4 separate regions of the Homo sapiens genome follow, and regions 2, 3 and 4 are each linked to region 1. The links are chromatin contacts, found by Hi-C or POLR2A ChIA-PET in ENCODE. All regions are on one chromosome and are shown on one strand. The core of a region is the stretch at or near the end of the contact, and the rest is flanking DNA. Distances in the headings are between cores, read along the strand shown.

Region 1 (3,073 bases), core at 550-3,049:
GGTGTTTGAGCCATTCTCCTCCACAGATCCCTTGAGACCTAGAGATCAGGGGCTGCAGAGGTCAGGACAGACTGAGGTTATGAGGGTGTGGGAGGCCTGATGCCACTAGCAATCGACAAGTTTAACCTGAAAGAGGGAGACAAAAATACAGTCCTCTCAGACAAAAAAAGGAGTTAATATTGAGTGAAACATACAGGCAAGTTCAGGGATGGAGGGAAAGGAAAATGAGGAATTTCATGCCCCAAGCTTCACATTTCTCCAGCAAACAGCGGCTAGTCATCTGCTCAAAGTAAAAGGAAAATAACAGATCTGAGTTCTTGAGAAAAAGGGAAAAGACTAAAATAGTCACTGTGGAGATAAGGAAAAGCAACAAAGGAAAAATAGAGATACCAAACAGTAGTATCAAGGGCCCACTACTGTGTAAAAGCATGAATCTGTTATCAAGGCCATTAGCAAAGTTTTATATTTTCTTCAAAAGTGTCTGGAAACCACAGAGTACAGTCAATTTCATACACGATATGTGCTACAAGAGAGTAAACAAAGGATGCCATGACATCAGAGAAGAGACACTTGAGGCTTTCTGGAGGACTTAAGCTTTGAAGAAAACTTAGCCAGGCTTAAAAAGGTATGTGAATCCTAGAGCATGCAAAGCACTTTCTGCATTAGAAAATTTAACATTCCCAGTTGTTTCAGATATCTTAAGCCGAACGAGTTTATTGTTCCTCTATGACTATCTGAACATGAAATTAAAACTTCTTATGAAGGAGGCTTTCCTGAGTCTAGTTAGAAGCACGAGGCTTCAACATCCTAGACTTAACATTTTTTTACCAGAGTAAGAAACCATGAGAGTAAACCACAATCCACACCGGTTTCATGTTAAACTCATGAAACCAGACAAATTCAACCTTTTATATAGGATTATATTTCAGGAATGGCATAACGATTCTAAACAACGACGCTGTATTCTAAATTCCTGTACTGTTACAAAGATCCCTATAGTAGGCGCTCAACAACTGGCGACGGCTTCACATTTACCCAGCCGCCAGAGAGGGCTTGTCTTGAGTGTGTCTGAGGATGCAGCACCCAAAGGGAAAAACCACTACATGAACAAGATCAGGAAATCACAACAGCATCCTTCTGGGTAAAAGGAGGTATTCAGAGGTGAGGAATCCAAGAAACGATTTACCCAAAAACGCCACCGCAAGAGAAAAACCAGTATTAGTGACTTTCCCTTCATCGGTCAACAATAATAAAAACGCTCAGAAAGGCTGCCCCGGACGTCACCTGCGCGTTCACGGACCGCCCCGGGCCGCAGACACCTCTCCAGCGGGGAGCGGCCGGCTCGTCCCGCCCGTCCCACCGCTCAGGGAAGGTTGCGGCCGCGCAGCTCCGCGAAGGTGCCACGGCGGGCCCGACCCTCAGACTCGCTTGTCCCTGGAGACCAACCCTAGCGACCAGGCTCTGCCGGATCCCGTCGGGTTTCAACTCCTATTCCGAAGGTCCTTTCTCCCCTAATCACAACACCCACTCGCCTCTTTTTCCTCCTCTTCCTCAGCTTCCACCGCCGACCGGGCAGCCCCAGTTACCCGATAACGGCTCCCAAGGCCCCGTGTTTACATTCTTTCCCACTGGAAGCAGAAATTATCACGCCCAAATTCCTACCTGCCTTCCCTGGATTCCTGGTTTCCTAAGAAACGGGTTTGGCCCACCCCTGGGCGTTCGAACAGTCCACAGAAGCGGGCAAAGGAAAGACGACTCAGTCTTTCCCCTCCGCCAATCTCTTCTCCGGGACCACAAATCCCAGAAGTCACCGCGGCCGCCCCCACTGCATGACCTTCTGGGATTTGTAGTAGTCAGGGCCACGCGGCTGGGCGCGCCCTCTAGCAGCAGCCCTGAGTGACCGCAGCGCACGAGCGCGGGAAAATGAGGCTGCGCGGGCTGAAGAGCGCACCGAGAGGAGCCGCCCCCGCGGTACCGCGCAGCCTCGCGTCCCGTCAGTGGGGAACAAGGTGAGGGGAAAACTTATTTTACGGGATTCAAAGGATTAGGATATGCTCCTTCCCCGAAGGGGTTTATAGCCTAGCTGATGAGGTCGGCCAGACGCAGAGAACAGAGAGGCAAAATTCGGTTATAAAGGGCTCGAGGCGGCCGGGCGGGGAGGCTAGTCAGGGAGGCTCGAGGCTGAACTGCAGGCTTCACGTTAAAGTTACAAGTGAGTTGGACCCAGAAGGCAGAATTACAGCCAGAACGTAGCTGTGCATCATGTCTTGAAAATAAACGAGCACATGTAATAAAGGTAATCAAGATTGTTAATTTCTCCAACTCTCCTGCCCAAAAGACTCATTTTTGGAAGTCATACTTTCTCAGCCTCAGCACCATTAACATTTCAAACTGGATAATGCTTTGTTGGGGGACGGGGTGTTCTGTGCATTGTAGGGTGCTTAGCAGCATCTCTGGTCTCTGTCCACGGGATGTCACCACCAGTCGATTGTGACAGCCAATGGTTTCCCCAGTGAAATTTCCCCTGGAAGAAAAACTATCCCTCCCACCCTGCCCCGTTGAGAACCACTGATGTCGACCAACGATTGTCCTGAGGGTCAATGACACCCTTTCAAAGCCAAAATTATTTTCATACTAATATGAAGACGTGATTTGCCCTTTGCACAATGCTGACATTTGCACTGATGGTGGAAAAGCAATGGTAGGTCAAGGTGCTGGCCCCTCCACAGGAATTACAGTAATGACACCAAACCGTACTGGAGCTCTTCACCACCACACGCTCACAGTAAGAAAAATGGGCCGGGCGCGGTGGTTCACGCCTGTAATCTTAGCACTTTGGGAGGTCAGGAGTTCGAGACCAGCCTGGCCAACATGGCGAAACCCCATCTCTACCAAAAATACAAAAATTAGCCAGGCCTGGCGGCACGCACCTGAATCCCAACTACTCGGGAGGCTGGGGTGGGAGGATCCCTTGAGCCTGGGAGGTCGAGGCTGCAGTGAGCCGAGGTCATGCCACTGCATTCCAGCCTGGATGACAGAGCAAGGCACGGTCTCAAAAAAAAAAAAAAAAATG
Region 2 (3,380 bases), core at 762-3,261, 2.8 Mb after region 1:
ATATCATCTGTAATCTTCTGAGGATATGTCAGGATATAAGTAAATATTTAACCACATGGTCTCTCCTGAGGAGATTCACACACTTTTAATTATTTTCTTTCTCTAGAGAACTAAATGTACCTGACCTCTCACAGAGCTTTCAGGTGGCTGCCTGCTAGACCGCTCTCTATGTCCCTGTCCCATAGATAAATCAAACTCAACATAACTAAAATGGAACTTAATCACTCCTACCAAAAGCAGGCTTCTGTAATACCCCCTAATTGCACTTTCACTCTCATCTCTTCCCTCAAATCCAGTCTGCATACAGTAGTGCCCAGAGGGATCTTTTAAAATGAAAATCACATCTATCACTTCGTGGCTTAAAACCCACCAGTACCTTCCATTTCTACTTAAAATCCAAACTCCTAAACTATGGCCTACAAAGGCCACACAGTCTGGTCCTATCTACCTCTCCCAATGTCATTTCTCAACTCTCTCCTACTTCTACAGGGCACTTTAGATACATTGGCATTTTAAATGTTCTTTAAACAAGCTCTTTCCCATCTTTGCAGTTCTTTCTGCCTGCCTTGTCTTTTCCTTGGCTAATCACAAGGCTGGTTCTTTATCATCATCAAGGTTTCAGCACAAATGTAACTCCTACAAGGGCCCAACGACCAACTAAGTTAAAGTTACTCCCAAACATCTCCCAATCATTTGTCATCCCTCTTCAAGTTTTTTCTTCATAGAATCTATCATCAAAATTGATTATTTACTTGCTTTTTATTTTCTCCCACTAGGATATAAAGTCAACCGAAGCAGGGGCCTTATCTGTCTTATATGTAACAGTATCTCTGGCATCTAAAACAGTATTAGGCAAATAGTAAATGGCACAATAAATATTTGAATGATGAAAAATAAGTAAACTGCTCCTCTTGAATTTGCAATTTGAATTAATGGTGTCTCATTGTTAGCAGCCAATATTCTAAAACTTGACTTTCCACTCCATGCCCCTGTAACAAGTCCTGTTGATTTTCTGTCTTTGGAACCTGACTCTCTCTACCTCTTTCTCTTTTTCAGGCCATAGACTCTCCAACTCCTGCAACTGTCTGGAATTTCTTCTCTCTCCAATCCATCTCTAGTATTGATGACATAGGTAACTTTCCACAAGTCACACCATACCAAGTGCTTTACATCACCTGTTTACGTACTTATCAAATGGCAATATAGATTACAGATATATATATAAACACACACGTATATATCGGGTATGTCTACTTGGTATTTTAGGGGAAAAAACGGGTGCTGATACATAGATGGAAGACATTTTCTGATTCCAATTTGGGAAAAATAGTCTATCTTTGGTCAGGTCTTTTTTTTAATAGCTTTACTGAGGCGGTTTTCTAATTTTAAATAATCAAGCATACACAACAAACAGTGTAATGACTAAGGTTCTTGGCATACCATAGGAAACCATAACCCGGCTCCAACCCACACTGCCATTCTCATCTCTACAGTCTCATTCCCGCTTGCGTTCTCATCACCCAGCACATTACGTCAGGGTATGTTTAACACTCAAAAATCCACAAGTCTGTTCTTGACATGAATGAGAATCTCATTTCTTTCAAAATGCTATAGTCTCTAGTTACAGAAGGAGCCTGATCAAAACAACCACCAAAAGTCTTCCACTCACAGCAGTTCGGAGCCGAAAAGTTGCGGAAATGAGGCCCAGCAACGGTCCCTGGCTTTGATTTGCCAAAATGCTCTGGAAGCCGCAGCGTCGGCGCCTGCCCACCACTGCTTCTTCAGGGGTTTCTTCAGTTTGACAAATTACCAGCGAGTGATATTTCTTGGTGAAAGAAAAAAATCACAACCCTAGAGGAATAAGGTGGCAGGGAGAGTGTTTTGGCCAAGATGCCCGCCACGAAACAGGAAAGCGGAGACAGCGCCAACTGTAACCACTAAGAGAAAGCGCAAACCGCACAAGACCAGTTCAAAACCAGCGCCCTCAGGGAGCCGCTTCAGAGCTCCGCAACAGGGAAGACAGGAAGTCCCGCCCCTCCACAACAGGAAGGGCCGGAAGTCCCGCCCCTCCACTCCGGAGGCTGCCCTCGCTGCGTTCCCTACGAAGGGCGGAGCAGGAATTGGTGTAGGAAGGGGACGGGTGTTTCCTTGTTCGGAATGGGGTTGGCTCCTCTTTGATTTTTTACTTCTGGTGACCCACGCAAAAGCAGTCCCGACCTGGTTGTATTAATAATAAAGGCTGTAAGGATCAGCCTTTTGAACGGTCCAGCCGAGAACTAACCACAGAGCGCGTTTTAGTGGAGTGGTACTTATTTTTAAATAAGGTAAAAAACGATTATACTTCAGTAAAGCTGTTTAGAAAAAAAAAAACTTGGCCAAAGATGGAGAACTCTTCCTAATTTGGTATCAGAAAATAGGTCGTCTATGTATCTGCACCTTTTTTCCTTATAAAGTGGCAAATAAATGTGTCTGCTATATTTATTGCCACTAAACAAGTGTTTATGGAACACTCACTGTGTGTTTAGGCATAGTGGGGATAAAGCAGGGAAGGTGGCCCAGTTCTTTGCGGGTGAGGATCAGAGCTAGAGATTAACTGGAAAGAAAGAATAAACAATCATTTATTACAGTTGTGAGTGTTTCTAAGATAAAATACAGAGGTTTGTGAGAGCATAGAGAGGCATACCTTGTTTTATTGTGCATTTTATTGTGCTTTGCAGATACTGAGTTTACTACAAATGGAAGGTTTGAGGCAACCTTGATGGAGCAAGTGTATGGGTGCCATGTTTTTCCAACATCATGTGCTCACTTTGTGTCTCTGACATATTTTGGTAATTCCCACAATATTTCAAACTTTTTCATTATTTTTGTATCTGTTAGAGTGATCTGTGTGATCACTGATCTTTGATGTCACTACTGTAATTGTTTTGGGGGACCACAGATCATGCTCATACATTATAAAATGGCGAACTGAATCTGTTACAGGTAGTTAGGCATGAGCAAGGCAGGAGAGGGCTCTCCCCTGCCACCCACCCACTAGAAATGTTGGGTGATGGTTCAGCAATTATCACATGGCCTCTCTAAAAATGAAAATTTGGCAGCGCCAGGGAAAGGCCATTTCCTGATGGCCCACACCTGTTAACATCAAAATGTTAATTGAATGCAGGCCCCAGAGAGAAGCAACTTCCTGGGCATGCCGGTTAAGAGACAAAAGTGATGAAGTATGATTTTTCTGATACACTCCACCGGAAAAAGGAAGAAAGCCTCAGATGGGCATGTGTATAAATCCATAAAATCACTGTGTGTGCTCACTTCCCAAGGGTAAAGAGGGCTCTGAGCATGCAGGGAGCCCATCCTAAGATCATGGTTAAATGCGGCACTTG
Region 3 (3,257 bases), core at 162-2,661, 2.4 Mb after region 1:
CGACTGGGCCTCCCAAAGTGATGGGATTACAGGCCTGAACCACTGCGCCCAGCCTATCTCTAGATTCTGACCAGCTCTCTAATTCCATTTTCCCCCATGGTTTCATCTACATTACTAACAGTCTCCCAGTTGATCTCTATTCCTAGCAGCTTGTCCCATTTAATCTGTTCTCCATATTGGGGCTAGAATTATCTCTTTAAAAAGTACATCTTAGGATGTCACCATGCGGCAAGGCTTCCCCTTGCAAAAAGAAAATCTGACATCTTCAACACTTTTTATAAGGCACCCTTGTGCGTCTATCCAGCAACATTGTTTCAGTTTCCTGAATGCTATAATCTTGGTGCCTTTGCATGTGCTATACTTTTGGCTAAGAACACTTAGACTTCACATCACTTAAAAACATTTTTTGTTTTAATACAGATGGGGTCTCGCTATGTGCCCAGGCTGGCCTCAAACTCCTGGGCTGAACTCCTCCTCCCCAACTCGGCCTCCCAAAGTGCTGGGATTACAAGCGTGAGCCACCGCGCCCGCCCACATCTCTTCTTACAGGTCAACTGGCTTTCCTTGACACCCAGTTACTTCGTTCTTCAGGTGTTGCAAAACTCATCAGCAAGCACCTAGGCAATTACTGTTCAAAATATCTATGCAGTCTACTAGACTTAAGATTCAGAAAGGCAGAAACCACATATACCTTGTTCACAGCTGGACTTCTCAGTGTCTAGTACTAGGATTCTCAATACATATCTGTTGAAGTTATGATGACATTATTACCATATAGCTATTTGAGTTCCTCCGTAATCCCAATTCTCAAGTTCTTTGAGAGAAAAAAATAAGTAAATCTCAATTATAGAATTATCCTCAAAATGTATTTATATATAATATTTCTTTGGAGGAATTAAGGAAGCAGTCACATGCAGCTGACTGTGGGTCACTGGACTTTTTTTTTTTTTTGAGACGTTGTCTCGCTCTGTCGCCCAGGCTGGAATGCAGTGGCACTACCTCAGCTCACTACAACCTCCACCTCCCCGCTTCAAGCTATTCTCCTGCCTCAGCCTCCCGAATAGCTGGGATTACAGGCGCCCACCACCATTCCCGGCTAATTTTTGTATTTTTAGTAGAGACGGGGTTTCGCCATGTTGCCCAGGCTGGTTTCGAACTCCTGACCTCATGTGCTCCACCCGCCCAGGCCTCTCAAAGTGTTGGGATTACAGGCATGAGCCACCGCGCCGGCCTGGACTCTTTAAAGGAGTGGGGAAGGCCTGCACTAACGGGATCCGGTGTAAATAATTCTGAGCAGCTCCAGGTCCTGAGCCCAGCAAGCACGTGCTGCGGCAGGGCGCGGGGAGGGCGCGCTTCGCGGAGGAAGATTCCGGGCGGCCCGAACGTGCTCGCGCCCGTAGCTGCCGCTGCCGGGGCCGCGGCCGCCCGGGTGCCCAACCGAACGCACGTGCGCCAGCGGGGCCCGAGCAGAAGGGGAGCCCCGGCTCTCACGAAGAAAATGGAGGGCGACCCACGGGTTAGGGGTCAGGAAAGGCGTGGGGCGCATTATGCCCTGGGAGGGGAAAGCACGGAACAAGAGGCTCTGAGGGACGGAGAGGAAGGAGGGCGACCCACGAGCTAGGTAAGGCGGGCCAACCCAGGTCTCGGAAGGAAGGGGGCGGGGCAGGACGGGGCGGGAGGGGCCGCGCAGTAGCTGGGCTGTGAGGACGGTTGGCGAGTTCATTCCGGGCTCGGGTCGGGAAGTGTCCGCCCCTGGAGTCAAGCTGGGGAGGGTGAGAGGTTGAAGGGCAATGACTTAGGTTCCCAGCTTCTGGCCCTGCCAGGCTCTGCAGTAGCCCAAGCCCACCGCTGCCCGGTTTCTTCTCAGAGAGCAAGCCCTCGCCCTTCGTGAGCGCCAAATCCCCGCGCTCGGCCCCGCCCATCCACTGAGGGGTGTGGGTAGGGGCGTGGCCCGTTCCCTTGCTGGTCGGCGCCCGGAAGGCGTCCGCGTCAGCCGGAGCTCGACGCGGTGACGGTGTGCGTCGACGTAAGTGACGCGCAAGCCTGGGCCGCTCCTCCTTCCCTCAGTGAGTGCCGGCCCGGTCGGGGCGGGGGAGAAGAGGGAGGGCGGGGGAGGGAGAGGCGACCCGAGAGTCGTTGTGGGTCGCGGGCCGGACCGGGTCCCGGGGCGGTGGGAGCCCCGGCCGGGCAGAAGGGCTTGGCGGGCCGTTAGAGGACCGCCACGGCTGTCGAGTCCCCTCCCTTGTTGGACTTGCGCGCCCTGGCGCTCGGAACCTCCGGCGCTGTGCCCACCCCGCTCTAGCTCGCGTCTCCCGACTCCAATTAGGTCAGGCTCGGAGTCCCGCGGCCGCGGCTCCGGTCTCAACGCTCCGGGGCCGCTCGGCTCGCCTTTCTTCCCTCGCCTTTCTCTCCTCTTGCTTCACCCTCCCCCCTTCTTTTCACGTTGCTGGTTTTTTTTGTTGTTGTTTTATGCTTTAGGGGTTTTGTTCCTCGGCTCGAGCTCATGGGTGTACATTATCATGCTCTTCTTTTGTAGAGCAGCCCGACGGCCATGGAGGCTGAAGAGACGATGGAATGCCTTCAGGAGTTCCCTGAACATCATAAAATGATCCTCGACCGATTGAATGAACAGCGAGAGCAGGACCGGTTTACTGACATCACCCTAATTGTCGACGGTGGGTAGGGCAGTGGGCAGAGGAGCGAATTTTTGGCTTCAGTTTTTTTCTGTCCTTCGGACACCCGCCTTTTTTTTTTTTTTTTTTTTTTTAACCCATCCTCTATGGTCTCCCTACCAAAGTCTGCAGAGTGTGTGCACTGGGACCAGATTGCACTTGTCAGTGTCCACTCACACAGCGTGCTGCAGAAGGCTGGTTGGTCAGTCATGCCTTCCACGTAGTCTGGTGTTCATCTCATTTTAACTTCTTACATCCTGTTGAGTGCAAGATGATGTCGTTGGGGACAGATTGTCTCAAAATGTTTGGTTGATAGCCTCTTGTTGGTAAGCTTTGAGAAGTCCCTTACAGGAGTCATTTGGGAAGTGTTGATTTTTTTTCTAGTTTCCCAAATGGTCTTGAAGGGAGAATGAGAGATTCCATTGCAGCACTCATACCCCCTTTGAGAATCTCCAAAATAAAATGGGGTCTTTACCAGCCTTAGGAGTTGCCTCTATAATGGAAGGAAATCCAGCGTGGGTATGTTTTCTGTTTAGCGAAAATAGGTTTCTCAAGGTAACCTGTTTTTAAAATTATGGGTCTACC
Region 4 (2,986 bases), core at 50-2,549, 2.7 Mb after region 1:
AAGGTATTTAATAAATATTCCATTTTACTAATACAAGAGATAATCACATAATAAATCCGCAGCCTATGAACTAAAGATACTGTTTGGGATAGCTTCTCTGACATAACTGACATATTATAAATTCCTCCCTATGACTCGCAGAAGCCATTTTCTGCAATGGCCAAACTTTGTCACACCCCATCCCCCTTATAGCAAATACCACTAACTTTGGGGCCTTCAGAGTATACATAACAGTACTTTTCTCCTTCCTGAATTCCACAAACATATAATTAGCTGGTCACTTTAATTATACGCTATCATGTATTGTTTGCTAATAATCTCTTAGACATTATTTCTGTCAAAACAAATAAGAGCTGATACATTCTCTAAGTAAGTGTCATCTGTTTTAACTTTCCCTCTTCCCCACCAACCTTACACATTATATGCAAAAACCCAAGGTCAAAACACGGTCCAAATTCCAGAAACCGCCTTTATTATGCTTTACCAGTAAGTCTTCTTCACTGAACTGTAGTTGCTGTAAACTTAATATATTTAATTTCTTTAATGGAAAAATATCAAAAGCAGATGCCAAATCTGATGCAACTAACTGACAAAGGAAACACAAATCTTGCTTACTTTCACTGAAACTTTTTATAGCCATCAGATGTCTGCACTTAAAATGTTTAGTTCCTATGCCCATTACGAATAAAACAAAATTCTGTATTTCAACATGTTTCAAGCCTCAGAAGTTCCCAGACATCCTTTTCTGAGTCTGGTGTGATGCAATAATTTTTCAAATGTCATTTAAAAAAATGGGCCAGGCTGCAGGGAAAGGACCATGTCACACTCTCAGCATTCAAGCCTCAAAGGCTCCGGGGCACGAAAGGCTCTTACAACCGGTTAAGGACGGCAATGGGCTCCTTCGGCACGACTCCCGGAACCCCACCCTGGGCCAGAAAAAGGCCAGGGGCGCGGAGCGTAGGCGGAGGGCTGGGGTTCTAGGGATCTAGAAAAAGCGCGAAGCCGGAGGGCGGCGCCAGGGCTCCTCGCAGACCCCAGGGCCGCGGGACGGTGCCGGCTCGTGGGTCACACGCACCCAGGAGGCTCCTGGCTCCCGCGTGGCGGCTGTTCCAGCACGCCCTCCGACCCGCAACCGGACCCTCCAGACATCAGACTCAGTGGTCCCCCACCTCCGGTCTCCCACCTCAGGACGCAGTTCCGCGGCGTCCACCCGGCCCCCTCCCCTCAGTCCCACGCAGCGGCTCAGCCATACCCACCCCGGCTTCTCTGAGTTCAATCCAGCAGCAGCTCGAGCAGCGGCTCCGCCCCTCGGTCGGAGCCATAGAGACGTCGGCTGCCGGCCAGAGTGGCCTCAGACCGCAGCGTCGGCCGAGAGGACGCCGGGATACTGGCCAGCTCCAAGTCGAAAGGAAGCGACGCATGAGTTGTTTGGTGCGGTGGGTAGATACCTCGAGTTTCTCCTCGCCCACCGTAGGCCCCGACCCCTAAAAAGGAAACTTTTGGGACGTCAGAGTGAGAGGAGAAAAGTGTCTTTTTAGTTTAGTTTTGTCAAACCTGAGGATTCGTTTTTCAGTTTAGCCGGAGCTGTGCCGCAAACGTAGCTGCCGACATCCCCACGACGCACCCAAGTGGTGGCCCGGAAGCTGGGGATAGAAAAGTGGCCTCCCCGAATGCCAGGCACACAGGCCTTACTACCAGAAGCTTGAGCTGGGAGCCTCGGCCGTCGCATCTCTAAGGTGCAGCGATACGGCCAACTTCCTTCCGCGAAGCCCTCAGGGTGGGCAACGGAGCTTTTCACCAGACTGAGGGACCGGGCGACCTGGCCGACCGGCGGCTCCTCACCGCCCCCTTGGGGATTTCTTGATAATTCTTTGCCACGATGCGGGCGGATGTTGTGGAGCTACTGTTTGTAGATCGCAGTAGCGTGACAGCACTTAATCATGACTACTAAATCCTCAGAAGTCGAAAAAGCAAGTCCATACAGAATAGTTTGACCCTAATTAAATTGCGCTTACAAGATACAGTTTGTTTACTGGGACTTTGGCTAGGTCCCATCCCGTCTCTGCCTCAGAGTGGTGGTTGCTCTTAGCACCAAGGAAATACCAGCTTGACATTTGACTCTAGGAAGCACAGGCCCAAAAGAAGAGGCCCAAGGAGGGACATTCTTCTTTCCCTTTCCTACCTACAGTTTCTCAAACCAAGTGTCAGATGGAAAGCAAGGGGTGGTATCATCGTAATTATACAGTTGACCATAGAAAATAAATTTCAATCTCAAAGTAAACTCCTAGGCCACCCCCAGAATCTTAGAGTTTCTCAATCATAGAACTCATTTCTTGTCACAGTCTTGGTTCTTAGCCAATGTAAAACACCCAACTGACAGGGAAAATTAAACACCTTTTAACTCCCACACACCTTAAATGAGAATTTAAAGTATCTTTCAGCAAATGTATTTATAATTTTGAGTGCTTTTAGCCATGTTAAGGACAAATTTTCTCCTTCTGAATGCAGTAATAATTTGGCATTACCCTTTTGGCAGTGTGGTACAAAGTCTTATAATCTAGGCTTTATGGAGCTATTGAGGAACAACATAGATGGCTTCATGCAAACCCAAACAATGTAATAGTAGTTCTTTTCTCTGTAGTCGGTCTACTGCCTGTAGATGTTTATTCCTTTTTTTTTTTTTTTTTTTTTTGAGACAGGGTCTCCCTCTGTCACCCAGGCTGGAGTGCAGTGGTGCAATCATAGCTCACTGCAGCCTTGACCTCCTGGGCTCAAGGGATTCTCCGGCCTCAGCCTCTGGAGTAGCTGGGACCACAGGCACATGCCATCGTGCAGGTAATTAAGTTTTTTGTAGAGATGGGCATCTCGCTATGTTGCCCAGGCTGGTGTTAAAGTCCTGGGCTCAAGTGTTCCCCCCTCCTTGGCTTCTCAAAGTGTTGGGATTACAGGCGTGAGCCACTGTGCCCAGCTTACTGATTCATTTATA

Evidence for each region. A loop is a pair of places that touch in the nucleus more often than their neighbours do. ChIA-PET counts read pairs that join two places held with the same protein, here RNA polymerase II (POLR2A). Pooled maps may share reads with other maps.
Region 2: a pooled map shows a loop between it and region 1 (9-fold over the local background). The contact joins the promoter of C5orf34 here to the promoter of TTC33 in region 1. A Hi-C loop is called at or near these places in 6 of 50 pooled maps.
Region 3: a loop to region 1 is called in a map with no recorded cell type, with 9 times the contacts of the local background. The contact joins the promoter of ZNF131 here to the promoter of TTC33 in region 1. A Hi-C loop is called at or near these places in 1 of 37 single-sample maps with no recorded cell type and 8 of 50 pooled maps. POLR2A ChIA-PET finds 5 or more read pairs at or near these places in 2 of 52 experiments (activated B cell and activated CD8-positive, alpha-beta memory T cell).
Region 4: a map of CD8-positive, alpha-beta T cell shows a loop between it and region 1 (5-fold over the local background). The contact joins the promoter of TMEM267 here to the promoter of TTC33 in region 1. A Hi-C loop is called at or near these places in 2 of 168 maps with a recorded cell type or tissue (CD4-positive, alpha-beta T cell and CD8-positive, alpha-beta T cell) and 8 of 50 pooled maps. POLR2A ChIA-PET finds 5 or more read pairs at or near these places in 2 of 52 experiments (CD4-positive, alpha-beta T cell and CD4-positive, alpha-beta memory T cell).

The regions. Positions count from the first base shown.
Region 1 is chr5:40,754,162-40,757,234 of GRCh38, forward strand. TTC33 (tetratricopeptide repeat domain 33) reads right to left here and starts at 1,800. Exons shown (of 5, transcript NM_012382.3): 1 at 1,663-1,800. RefSeq lists an enhancer at 1,674-1,823.
Region 2 is chr5:43,513,137-43,516,516 of GRCh38, forward strand. C5orf34 (chromosome 5 open reading frame 34) reads right to left here and starts at 2,012. Exons shown (of 13, transcript NM_198566.4): 1 at 1,670-2,012. It overlaps LOC124900190 (a long non-coding RNA gene), which reads left to right. Exons shown (of 3, transcript XR_007058764.1): 2 at 1,057-3,380. RefSeq lists an enhancer at 1,620-1,779.
Region 3 is chr5:43,119,503-43,122,759 of GRCh38, forward strand. ZNF131 (zinc finger protein 131) reads left to right here and starts at 1,412. Exons shown (of 7, transcript NM_001330707.2): 1 at 1,412-1,621; 2 at 2,537-2,675. The coding sequence starts at 2,552. RefSeq lists enhancers at 1,074-1,133, 1,931-2,499, 2,500-3,067 and silencers at 1,314-1,663, 2,094-2,353.
Region 4 is chr5:43,482,566-43,485,551 of GRCh38, forward strand. TMEM267 (transmembrane protein 267) reads right to left here and starts at 1,300. Exons shown (of 3, transcript NM_022483.5): 1 at 1,257-1,300. It overlaps C5orf34-AS1 (C5orf34 antisense RNA 1), which reads left to right and starts at 1,354. Exons shown (of 3, transcript XR_007058763.1): 1 at 1,354-1,436. RefSeq lists a silencer at 1,155-1,385 and enhancers at 1,331-2,174, 1,440-1,629.